2 separate regions of the Mus musculus genome follow, and region 1 is linked to region 2. The links are chromatin loops, found by intact Hi-C in ENCODE. Cell type or tissue: heart. All regions are shown on one strand. Each heading gives the region's core, and the rest is flanking DNA. Links, peaks and the distances in the headings are about the cores only.

Region 1 (6,400 bases), core at 853-5,852, 110 kb after region 2:
AGTCTATGTCTTTTTATTGGGGAGTTGAGTCCATTGATATTAAGAGATGTTAAGGACAAGTAATTGTTGCTTCCTATTACTTTTGTTGTTAGAGTTGGCATTCTGTTCTTGTGGCTGTCTTCTTTTAGGTTTGTTGAAGGATTACTTTCTTGCTTTTTCTATGGCGTGGTTTCCATCCTTGTATTGGCTTTTTTCTGTTATTATCCTTTGAAGGGCTGGATTCGTGGAAAATAATGTGTGAATTTGGTTGTCATGGAATACTTTGGTTTCTCCATCTATGGTAATTGAGAGTTTGGCTGGGTATAGTAGCCTTGGCTGGCATTGGTCTTCTCTTAGTGTCTGTATAACATCTGTCCAGGATCTTCTGGCTTTCATAGTCTCTGATGAAAAGTCTGGTGTAATTCTGATAGGCTTGCCTTTATGTTACTTGACCTTTTTCCCTTGCTGCTTTTAATATTCTATCTTTATTTAGTGCATTTGTTGTTCTGATTATTATGTGTCCTGAGGAATTTCTTTTCTGGTTCAGTCTATTGGGAGTTCTGAAGGCTTCTTGTATGTTCAAGGGCATCTCTTTCTTTAGGTTTGGGAAGTTTTCTTCTATAATTTTGTTGAAGATATTTGTTGGCCCTGTAAGTTGAATCTTCATTCTCATCTACTCCTATTATCCGTAGGTTTGGTCTTCTCATTGTGTCCTGGATTTCCTGGATGTTTTGAGTTAGGATTTTGCATTTTCTTTGATTGTTGTGCCAATGTTCTCTATGGAATCTTCTTCACCTCAGATTCTCTCTTCTATCTCTTGTATTCTGTTGCTGATGCTGTCATCTATGGTTCTAGATTTCTTTCCTAGGGTTTCTATCTCCAGCGTTGCCTTACTTTGGGTTTTCTTTATTGTGTCTACTTCCCTTTTTAGGTCTAGTATGGTTTTGTTCATTTCCATCACCTGTTTGGATATGTTTTCCTGTTTTTCTTTAAGGACTTCTACCTGTTTGGTTGTGTTTTCCTGTTTTTCTTTAAGGACTTGTAACTCTTTAGCAGTGATCTCCTGTATTTCTTTAAGTGAGTTATTAAAGCCCTTCTTGATGACCTCTACCATCATCATGAGATATGCTTTTAAATCCGAGTCTAGCTTTTCGAGTGTGTTGGGATGCCCATGACTGGGTGAGTTGGGAGTGCTGCATTCTGATGATGGTGAGTGTCTTGGTTTCTGTTAGTAAGATTCTTAAGTTTACCTTTCGCCATCTGGTAATCTCTGGAGTTATTTGTTAAAGTTGACACTGATTAGAGCTTGTTCCTCCTTTGATTCTGTTAGCCTCTATCAGCAGACCTGGTAGACTAGTTCTTTCCTGAGTTTCAGTGGTCAGGGCACTCTCTGCAGGCAAGCTCTCCTCTTTCAGGGAAGGTGCACAGATATCTGGTGTTCGGACCTGCCTTCTGGCAGAAGATGAATTCCTGAAACAGGGCCTGTCCCAGAAGCTGTGTCACTTTGGCCTGTCCCAGAAGATGTTAGCTTCTGTTTTCCACAATCTCACCTGCGCAGAATAGTCTCGGAATGATCCCCCAGGTGCTCCGGCAAAGCCCTCCCGGGAGGGGCTAACACCTCTGCTCTGGCAGGGAATGTGATCGGATGTCTGGAGCCCGAAACAGGGTCTGCCTCAGAAGCTGTCCTCTAGGGACCTTGGGGGTGTCCGCCGACTCCGTCCTCAGGTGACCCCGTGCTGGCGCAGACTGGAAGGGACTTGTGACCCTGGTCAGGCTGGGTTTTCTGCTTCCCTAATGCTGTCTCAGCTCCCGTGAGATTGGATTGGGACAGAAGTTGTTTTCCACTCACCAGAGATCCTAAAATTGCTGTGTAGTTTTTATTTTATTTTATTTTAGTGTGTGTGTGTGTGTGTGTGTGTGTAGGAGGGAGGGTGTGGTATATATGGGCATGTACCCAGAAAAGCCATAAGAGGATATCACATCCCCTGGAACTTGAGTTACAGGTAGTTGTGAGCTACCCCACATAGATGTTGGAAATTAACCTCAGGTCCTCTGAAGTAGCAACACGGAGTCATCTCTTCATCTCTGGTTGTTTGGCTTTCTGTGATTCTTCCTAGAAGAATGTCCACATGAAGTTCAGTTTGGGAGGCAGGTGAAACTGTTAGTTGGGAGGTGGGATCCCTGAGTGATCAAGTCTTGGGTAGGTGGCAGCAGGACCGAGGTTGGAGCAACACCAGATTCTGGTAAAAATTCCATTGCACATTGTATTCTACCAACCCTCTGGGGCCTTGATTTAAATGTGGCAGCCTAAGAATGACCTTGAACTTCTGATCCACCTGTTTCCACCTCTGAGTGCTGGGATTACAGTCATGTGCCACCATTCCTGGATTTATTTGGTGCTGAGGATCAAACCTTAGGACCCCATGGGTGATAGGAAACACTCCACCAACTGAGCTACATCCCCATTGATAATTTATTTTTTTAATACAGACTAGTTAAATAAGTAGTGAGTAGTATTCCAAATGTGATTAGTTTTAAGTAAGATTTATCTGCCATGGAAGTAAAACTCACATTTTGACTTGAAGTACAATTTCCAATTTTTTAACTTGAAGAAGAATCCATTTTGTTTTCATTTTCCTCATTCCAATGGATGATGTTTTTGTTTTTGTTTTGAATGTCCTTAGGCACTGTTATGAAGTATAATACCATGAGGGGGTACCTGGTGTGTCCCTGCCAAGGTGTCCCCCTAAGAAATCACACCATGGAACAGATCTCATATAAAGGGGGTTTATTTGAGGGAAGGAATGGGAGTCCCTGTTGGCAGTCCTTCTGGGCTCTACCCCATAGTTACCTGGCAACAGTCAGGTATGCCTGACAGTATAAAAGGGGCTGCTTGCCCCCTCACTCTATTGCTCTTCCTCTCTTCCCCTCTTCCTTCTCTGTCCCTTCTCTCCCCATTCCCTCCCCACATGTTCTCCTTCCCCTTATCTCTCCCCTCATCCCCTCTCCTCCCCTCTTCATGTCCTAAATAAACTGTATTGTATAGTATACCTCTGACTGGTACCTCAGGGGGTAGGGATATCTCAGCATGGGCCTGCAGAGGCACCCATTCCCCCACACCATATGGTGCCTCCACCAAACATACTCCTGGCATCTTGTTCTGTTTTATAAAACACAACAGTCCAGGCCTAAAGAATGGGTAGAGTTAGGCAGAGGACGGCAGAACCATGAAGTCAGAGAAGAAGGGACAGAGAAGGACAGAAAAGTGAAGAAAGGGAGACACACACACACATACATACACACATACATACACACACACACACACACACACATACACACATACACAGAGGATGGGGGGTGGGGCAGAGATGATACACATGGGAACAGAGAGAAAGAACTGGGGTAGTGAGCAGTCCTTTTTATAGACTGCATGCCCCTGGCCTAGGCAGGTGATGACATAAGCCATTGCTAGGTCCCTGGGAGCTAACAGGCACAAATGTATATGTGTATGTGCATATGCAGCTAGATGCCCTATATTATTAATGTTGGAGGCCATACGAAGTCACTCTTCTACTTTATTATTGAGACTAAGTCACACCCAGAGCTTGCTGATGAAGTTAGTCATGATGATAGCTTGTAGGTTGCTCACTAAATAGGCACACACACAAAAAATGGCATGTGTTCCTTCCAACACCCTTTCTTCCTCTTTTCTTTTTCCTCATGCACTACCTTCTTCTTTTCCTTTTTCTTTCCTCTTTCCTTTCTTCTATGCAAAGTTTGTTGCTGTTGTTTTTCACTTTGAAAGAAGTTCTGTCCCTTGCTTTGATCATGGCCAGCACTAAAACACAGCACAGAGGTTCTCTGTGTGATTTAATGAAGGCCTTAGCTATCTCTTCTCGGGGGTTTAGCTGAAGGCCAGAGCTTCCCAAAAGGCCTGACTGGGAAGGAGTGGAATGCAGCTCTGACATCACAGCCTCAGCTCCTGGGAATGCTTTGCATTCTTCTTCCTGGCAGTGGTGTAGTGGCTTCCAGCAAGGAAGGAGTACAGTTCCAAAAAGAAAGAAAAGGGGGGAGAGAAAGAGAGAGGCAGAAGAAGAGAGAGAACTGGTTATAATGAAACTATTGTTGTTTGAGAGGTATTTTTATTCTAAACCAAATTAGTAATTGCAACCAGATGTCTTAGATTTTGAAGCTCCTGAAACACTGAGTTTATTAATTACTTTAATAGCTGAACTGTCAGGGTTTTTGCTTGAAAAATCTTGAAACTTTTTAAGATTTAAGGGGACTGGTTTACAATATCTCTGTAGTTTGATTGGTTGTGGTTTCTGTAATGGTCTTCATCTGTTGAAAGAGTTTATTTGATGTGGGGTGATTTTTCACACAGTAACAACAATTAACGAAAAAAAGAGCAAAGAGGGTATATGGGAACGTTTGGAGGGAGAAGGGGAGAATTATACATTATGTATAATCTCGAAAAATAAAAAATACACACACGTATATGTTTGTGCATATGTAGGGGAGGGGGAGAGGGGAGAGAGAGGGACTGCTGAGAGTGATAGAGTGATAATGCACACCTTTAATTGAAGCGCTGCTGTGGGGTGTGGCAGAGACGGGCAGATCGCTAAGCCTGGTTTATATAGCACGTACTAGTCTTGCCAAGGCTATATAGTGAGACCTTTCCCACCACACACAAACAGAGACAGAGAGAAACAGAGAGAGACAGAGACAGAGACAGGGAGACAAAGAGAGGCAGAGAGAGAGAGAAAGATAGAAAATAATTAAGGAAAAAGCATCTTTCCTGCTGTGCATCAAGAACCCTGATGAACTGAGCTGTAGACAGTATGCAAGCAGTTTTGAAGCTTGTTAATCTGAAAAGTTACTTTTGAAACAAAACTGCAATCTACTAGTGAATTTTGTGCTGTTTGGCTGTCCACTGGGAGAAGAAAACCATTCTACTGTCTGCTGTAGAGTATTTGTCCTTAGGGGATTGGGTTCCCAGTGTCATTTCTGGTCCTTAATCTAGTGTTCCAAGTAGACACCCAAAACAACATTAAGACGTTAAAGAGCCTGGTGCAGCCTGTGCATGTAGGCAGCTCCTGAACAGAGACACGAAACAGAGTGTCACTTCCTGACTTAAACTTTAAACTCAAGTTGTCTTTTTCCTGTCTCCTACTTTCTAAAAAGCTGTGTATAAGTTTAGATACTCTCAACTTGTTTTTCTGCATTTTAGAAATAAAATATTAAGCCCTTTAAAAATATGCTGCATAGTTCCCTTTGACTATCACATAAACAATAATTCTCAAGTTAGGTATAAACCCATTTGAGTACTTCCTGTTGTACAGAGGCTGAGTCACTAGTAAAAGTTGTCAGAAATGTGGAAAAGTGCATGCCAGTAATGTCATGTATCCTCATCCATTGGCAGCATGGCTTTTGGAGATTTTCTTAGAGTTCTTGGCTAAACAAAACAAAATATGTGGTTCTAATTCTGTTTTATTTTTGGAAGTAAGGGTGGGTGTAGAGGACAGACTATTGCTTGAGATGGGTTTTCTGTTAGTTTAAAATTGGCCAAAGTTGCTAGGCATGTGTTTAAGTGTATACTTTTGTATAGTTCATTAGGATTTGGTCAACAAGTTTTTTTATTTTTTTGTTAGAAATAAAATATTTTCATACAATATATTATGATCACAGTTTTTCCTCTCTCAAGTTTTTCCAGCTTCTCCCCTCCTTCCTACCTACCTAGCTCCATAGCATCTTTCTCTTTAAGAAACAAACAGGCAAACAAAACAGTTTAAAATAATAAACAACAAAGAGAAAGCACAAAACATAAGCATACACACAAAAATATTTAAAAAGCTATAAAATACAAAATTGGAAATCATAATGTATGATCAAAAGACCAATCAGACAGAAAGTGTCCAAAGTAGTGAGACAGAAAGTTTACAGAAACACCATTGGGTTTCCTGTGTGGTGGCCATCTACTGCTGGACATGGGGCCTGCCCTTATATGTGGTTAATATCCCCAGTGATATGCTATTGGAGAAAACTAGTTTTTCTTTGCATGTGGACATCAGTAGGAGACAGCTTCTTAGGTAGGGATGAGTAATTGTATCCACTTCCTGCTCTCAGTGCTGGCACCACATGTGATTTGAACCTGTGCAGGCCCTGTGCATTATACCACAGTCTGGGTCTTCAAATGTGCATTAGTCCTATTGTGTCCACAGACTTGGTTTCCTCAGTGTCATCCATCTGCTCTGGCTCTGAGAACCTTTCCACCTCCTCTTCACCATAGCTCCCTGAGCTTTGTCATGGGGAGAAGGGTGGCTGGTTAAAGACATTCTGTTTAGGACTAGCTGTTTCAAAGTCTCTTACTCTCTCTGTCTTACATAACAACACAACTGTTGTTCTCTTCTCCTTTGTACCC
Region 2 (6,400 bases), core at 989-5,988:
CAAATAAGAGACATAAAACCTTTATATTTTTAATTAGTCTTGTAGCACTAGAACTGGGCAGGTATCAGCCCTCTGTGCTGTTTTGTCTACTTCCCTGTCAATAACCCTGAAATATAACTTTCTGTGTTCCTTCTGGACTGCTCTTACTCCAATTGGCTTGTTCTCATAGTCATGTTCTCACCACCCACCTACCTTATGGTGTCTCTCCTTCCTCCTCTCTCCTTCCCTAGGGTCTCTGCCTCAGAACTCAAGTCTGGGAACCGAAGCTCTGCCTTACACTCTTCTGCCCAGCTACAGGCTACAGGCATCTTTATTCAACCAGTAGTTTTAAACTAAGGAGCAAGGTTGCATATCATCTTGTGGTATACATGAGAATCTCCTTGTCCTTGAAGCAACCAGAGCCAATATTTAGTATTACAATACACAGCAACAGACCAAACTTCAACATGCAACTTTTTATGTGTGTGCACTTGTGCCAGTGACATAGTGTTCTGCTGAGTTGTTAATTGGTGAAGACATCTGACTTCTTCACAGTCAGGATTAGGGTTATTCCAATAAGTTCCAGTACTTATTCTGATATAGTTGGGAATGCTCCTCTTGCTTTTACATGTGAGGTAGTCTAGGGAATGAATCGTTTTAAAACAAGCTTATTAGTATGTTTGATTTTCATGATTACAATTTTTTCTTCTTGTATGGCTCTGGTAGAGGGCTTGTTGCTTACATTCTTGGTTACGTGACTTAGCATGCTCAAATTGGTTTAACCATTGCTGAATTACAATTTACTGTAGGTGCTAGAAAGATGCTCAGAGTTAAGAGCACTTTCTGCTCTTGCAGAGGACTCCAGCTTAGTCTTTAGTACACAGGTCTGGTGGCTCACAATCACCTATAATTTCAGCTGTAGGGTCTTAGCAAGCCTGCATGTTCAGAAAACCCATATACAAACAGACATAATTAAAAATAAAAAGTAAATTAACTCTACCACACACTATACTGACTTGCCATTTGAGGTATTATTTTATAACATTAAACGAAATCTACTCAGAAAGTGTTTTGCTCTATTTCAAAATTTGAAAAATTAAGTTAGGAACAAGAAAAACAGTATTTGGTAAGAAGTATATGTCTAACATACTATGTCCATCTTTCAGTATTTTATTTATTCTTTCAGTGTAATGAAATGTTTTCCCTTTGTTCCCCCTCCCCACTCTACCATTCTGTCTCTTTTACATTAGAAACACAAGTAAAAAAGCTCAAGGGTAGACATATAAATGACACATGTTACACAAATGTTCTTTAAGAATATTTATTTTGCATATATGGGTTATTATAAGTAGTACACCAGATCCTCAGAAGGTTACCTTTTATTTTTTTCTATTTAAGCCAGTTTTTAACCTAACTAGGAAGTTTCTGATAATGAAAGTGGAAAAAAAAAATAAAAATAAAAGAGGCTTACCTTAGAGTTGGAATATGTGCTTTGTTTGTTTGTTTGTGTGTGGGGGGGGGCACATGCATGCATGTGTGCTAGTGTGGTTAATATCTACAATTTATCATTTTTTATTTATTGATTTCTTTCTGGAAGAAATTCATCTCTTCTTAACCAGAATTATCACCTTGTTAATGACTGCAAAGCAGAGTTCAATGCTTTATGATGGAGAGTTTTTTCTGTTAACATTTTTTTTTTGTTACACACACAATATATGCACATATACATGAAGCAAATAAACCTAAATATGTATTTTATATATTATAATTTGATAAATACATTAAGTATTTAAAACCAACCCATTGTTTAAAAGTGATATAGAACTTTTCCTTTGGAACGATTTTGATTTTTTTCTACATGGGTTATATAAACTGGGTATCAAGACGTCAGTGATATTTGAAGAAACCTATCTTCCCATTAAATCTTTTTTTTAAACATTTTTTATTAGATATTTTCTTCATTTACAATTCAAATGCTATCCCAAAAGTCCCCTATAGCCTCCCCCTGCCCCCAGTAAATCTTTTACTCTCTATATCCTTCCATATAAGTTGTAGGTGTAGACTATGGTCTGGAACTACACAGTAGTTACAGCTTTCATTTGTATGTATATACCCAATGTGTTATATAATATGTTGGGTACTATAGACTCTTTTGCACAGTGTTCCCTCATTCAGTTTCCAGAGTAACTCTGTTGAAATGAATATCACTGTGTTTATTTTGCATGTGAGATTTACTTGGCCATATCTCAAATAATAGAAATATGCCCCAAATAACTTTGCTTGTTAGGGTCATTTGTGGTGGTCATCTAGACAGTTTTACTAACTGTCTAACTCATGTAAGATTTTCTTAAAGGAGTAATATTTAAGAGAAAGCAATAAAGGGCAGTCTGAATTTACTATTTAGGTCTATAAGGGAACAGATAACTTACTTTGCTAGCTTGCTTGTCATCATCTACTTGCGTAGGAAAACCTTACATCTAGGTTTTGGCACACTGTGGTATTTGGCTCTCATGGAGGGAAAATCATTCCACTGTGTCCTCACTTTTAAGGTACCTGTTAGAACTTGCTATACTTGTTTGGCCTTTGTGGGAGGCTGTATGCAGCATTCTGTCTGGTGGATATCTTTCCTTTGGTTTACTTGAGAGGCCTGCCAGATTCTGCCCATGGAGAGCAGAGTAATGGGTGTCAGACGATTGGGGAAAAAAACATATTTGCTTGAATCAAATTTCTCACTTGTCTTGTGTTTTTACTTCTATCATTTTTTTGTGGTAGTGGGTTACATTATTATACAATGAAACAAGACTGCCTTTACTTTCATTTGTGTATAATATTTAGTTTTTTTTATTGAACATTTTTAGAAGGAAAATCCAATGGATCTTTAAAAAACTTTTTATTGGTTCTTTCTGAGTTTCACATCATGCACTCCAACCCCACTCATCTCTCAGTCCCTTTGTACTTACCCTCTGCCCTTGTCACCTCCTCCTAAAGAAAAACAAAACAAAAATAAAATATAAACAAAAGAAAACAAAGTTTAGAAAACATCTTGTCATGGACACTGTAGTGTGTTACAGTGTGTCCCACAATATACACTTCTGTCCACATGTTTTTGCTTGCAGATGTTTATTTCATTGAATCATTGGTCTGCTTGGAGGCTATCAGTACTGGACACTATCAGTATTGGATCTTCACTGGCACTCCTCTTAGATATCTTGTTATTGCCCTGGGTTGTGAGTTCCTGCAGCTTTGGATCAGTAGGACTAGCTTATTCACACACTCTAGCAGTTCATCTATGAGGTAGATGCTGGAGTAGGCTAACTCAAAGCCCTGGATCTGGGCATTGGTGGTAGGTGACTTCCTCAGCTTGACAGCTCTCCTGCATCTGTACCACTAGGGGGAGCTGTCCAGCATTACTTGAGCGAGTTCACACAGTGCTGCCAATGACAAGGGGCAGAGTAAGCTCTTAGGTTCTCATGCCCCTGAACAGCTCATCTTCAACCATAGGACTAGAGACAGCTCTACTCTTGTGCTCCGTTCACCCATCTGCCTACCACATACTTATACTTTGTAGTGGCTCCCACTGCAGGAAGACCATGTTGCTGGTCTCTGGGTGTCTTCCTCTGCCCATGCCACTGGGGCCCCTCCCTGTTCCTAAGCTAACCTGTGTACAATAAACCATTTCTGTAAATAAATGCTTTGAGTTTCACATATAAGAAAAACAGCCTAAAATCTGAAATTAGAGTTCTGAAAAAATTTAGACAAGGGAATAGAAAGGAAAGACTTTATGTATGTTAACGATGTAATTTCTTTTCCTTTCTTTTTTTGTTTTGTTTTGTTTTGTTTTGAGACAGGGTTTCTCTGTGTATCCCTGGCTGTCCTGGAACTCACTTTGTAGACCAGGCTGGCCTCGAACTCAGAAATCCGCCTGCCTCTGCCACCCGAGTGCTGGGATTAAAGGCCTGCGTCACCACGCCCAGCAACGATGTAATATTTTAATGCTTCATGAAAGTCAGAAAATAGTAAAGAGAACTGAAGAAGATATGTTTATTTGTTATTACAGCAGGTTTGTGTGTGTTCGGGTCCTAAAAAAGTAATTTCTATTTATTTGCTATTTAGCTTCCTCTCGCGTTCTCTCTCTCTCTCTCTCTCTCTCTCTCTCTCTCTCTCTCTCTCTCTCTCTCCCTCTTCCTTTCTCTCTGCCTCTCTCTCCTCCTCCCTCCCTCCCCCACCCCCCCATTAATTATCTGTAGCTGTCCAGCAGCCATGGAGAACTGGGTACACTTGAAAGGAAGGCTGGGAATGAAATAGCACTGCGGGCGAGAAAAGAATGAAGCCAAGACAAAGATTTCTTATCATGGCTCAAAATTTCAGCTCTGAGTTTTTATAGGCAAAAGCCAAAAACCAATCCCTTTGTTTCAGCTGGATTCTGTTGCTTTGTTTCAGCTAGATTGAGTTGCAAAGTAAACTCAGTAAGTGGTCAGCTCCTTAAGGCTCCATAGGAAATGCAAATGTGGCAAGGCCAGGCCCTGACTCCAGCTGCATTGTTAAACCAGCTGAAGTTTGTTTAGCCTATTCAAGGCTGGGGGAAGGGCACAATTATTCCACATACCTTTCTTATTTCATAGCTTATATTTTCATCAAGTTGTGATCAGTGGCATATGATTGTAATCCTAGCATTTAGGATGCTGAGGCAGGAGTATCACAGATTAAAGGCAAGCCTGAGACACAGTGTTAGTTTGTGGTTAGCCTGGACTTAGAGGGATCCTCTCTTGGAAAACAACAGTAGCAGTAGCAGCAGCAACTGCAGCAGCAGCAACTGCAGCAGCAGCAGCAGCAACAGCAACAACAACAATAACAACAACAACAACAACAAGAACTAAAAAGGCAACAACTTAGCTTTCCCTCTCTCTTTTAGATATAATAAATTTACAGTGGTTTCCTAGTGACCCAATTTCCAGCAGTGTCAGGAGACACTGTATAACACCAGGTTTCCTTAAGGCTAAAATTTTTAATCATCCTCATAGCAATAGTGTGAATAGAAGATTAAGATGTAAAGTCATATTGTCGTTCCCTGTAAATTGTTTTAAGCATGGAATGGCATTGGCATATCTAGTTAGAATTTGTTTCTCAACTCAAGATTATTTACCTGATCATTGTGATACTTCCAAAGGAATTTGCGTGAGTGTGTGTGTGTGTGTGTGTGTGTGCGCGCGCGCGCGCGCACACACGCGTGCGCAATTGCAATTTATTTGCATAAAATGTGTTTCTTGTTGTGTCTTTAGTCTTGATGATATTTACACTTAGGAATTTAGGATATGAGATTTGTATATATGCACATCCCACTAAGTTTTAAAATAGCACATAATTACAATATTTTGTGAGGTCTTTGGATAGAGATAATTGGTATTAACATTTTTTACTTCTGTTTTTTTCCTTTTTTTAATTAGATATTTTCTTTATTTACATTTCAAATGTCATCCCCTTTAATGGTTTCCCCTCTGAAAATCCCCTATCCCATCCCTCTCCCCCTGCTCACCAACCCAACCGCTCCCGTTTCCCTTTCCTGGCATTCCCTTACACTGGGGCATTGAACCTTCACAAGACCAAGTCTCTCCTCCCATTGATGTCCAACAGGGCCACCCACCCTCTGTTACGTATGCAGCTGGAGCCATAGGTCCCTACATGTGTACTCTTTGTTTGGTGATTTAGTCCCTGGGAGCTCTGGGGATACTACTGGTTGGTTCACATTGTTTCTCCTATGGGGCTACAAGCTCCTTCAGCTCCTTCGTCCTTTCTCTAGCTCCTCTATTGGGGACCTTGTGCTCAGTCAAATGGTTGGCTAAGAGTTTCCACCTCTGTATTTGTCAGGCGCTGACAGATTCTCTCAGGAGACAGCTATATCAGGCTCCTGTTAGCAAGCACTTGTTGGCATCCACAATAGTGTCTTGGTTTGGTGACTGTATATGGGATGGATCCCCAGGTGGGGCAGTCTCTGGATGGTCTTTCCTTCAGTCTCTGCTCTCTGTATCTCCTCCCATGGTATTCTGTTCCCCCTTCTAAGAAGGACTGAAGTACCCACACTTTGGTCTTCCTTCTTGAGTTTCATTTGATCTGAATTATATCTTGGATATTCCGAGCTTTTGGGCTAATATCCACTTCTCAGTGAGTGTATACCATGTATGTTCTTTTGTGATTGGGTTACCTCACTAAGGATGATATTTTGTAGTTCCATCCACTTGCCTAAGAATTTCATGAAGTCATTGTTTTAAATAGCTGAGTAGTATTCCTTTGTGTAAATGTACCATATTTTATGCATCCTTTCTTCTGTTAAGGAATATCTTGGTTATTTCCAGCTTCTGGCTATTATAAATGAGGCTGCTATGAACATTGTGGAGCATATGTCCTTATTACATGTTGTAACATC

What was found. Hi-C counts contacts between places; a loop is a spot of excess contacts. Peaks named below come from ENCODE experiments on the same cell type or tissue, not always from the same donor. Only the 100,000 strongest peaks of a DNase experiment are listed, where the experiment ranks them.
Region 1: it touches region 2 in a loop (2.2-fold over the local background); 1 of 42 quality-filtered maps calls a loop at or near these places.

Annotation. Positions count from the first base shown.
Region 1 is chr16:15,989,799-15,996,198 of GRCm38, reverse strand. The region is part of intron 8 of Spidr (scaffolding protein involved in DNA repair); the gene reads left to right. Among named protein-coding and RNA genes, the nearest start is that of Cebpd, 110 kb to the right of the region's middle. In heart, for the core only: no CTCF peak of the experiment used is centred there; a DNase peak (open chromatin) is centred at 3,928; H3K27ac peaks cover 2,095 bases.
Region 2 is chr16:16,101,437-16,107,836 of GRCm38, reverse strand. All of the region lies in intron 5 of Spidr (scaffolding protein involved in DNA repair), which reads left to right. Among named protein-coding and RNA genes, the nearest start is that of Spidr, 42 kb to the left of the region's middle. In heart, for the core only: a CTCF peak has its summit at 3,362 (motif pointing right); a DNase peak (open chromatin) is centred at 3,376.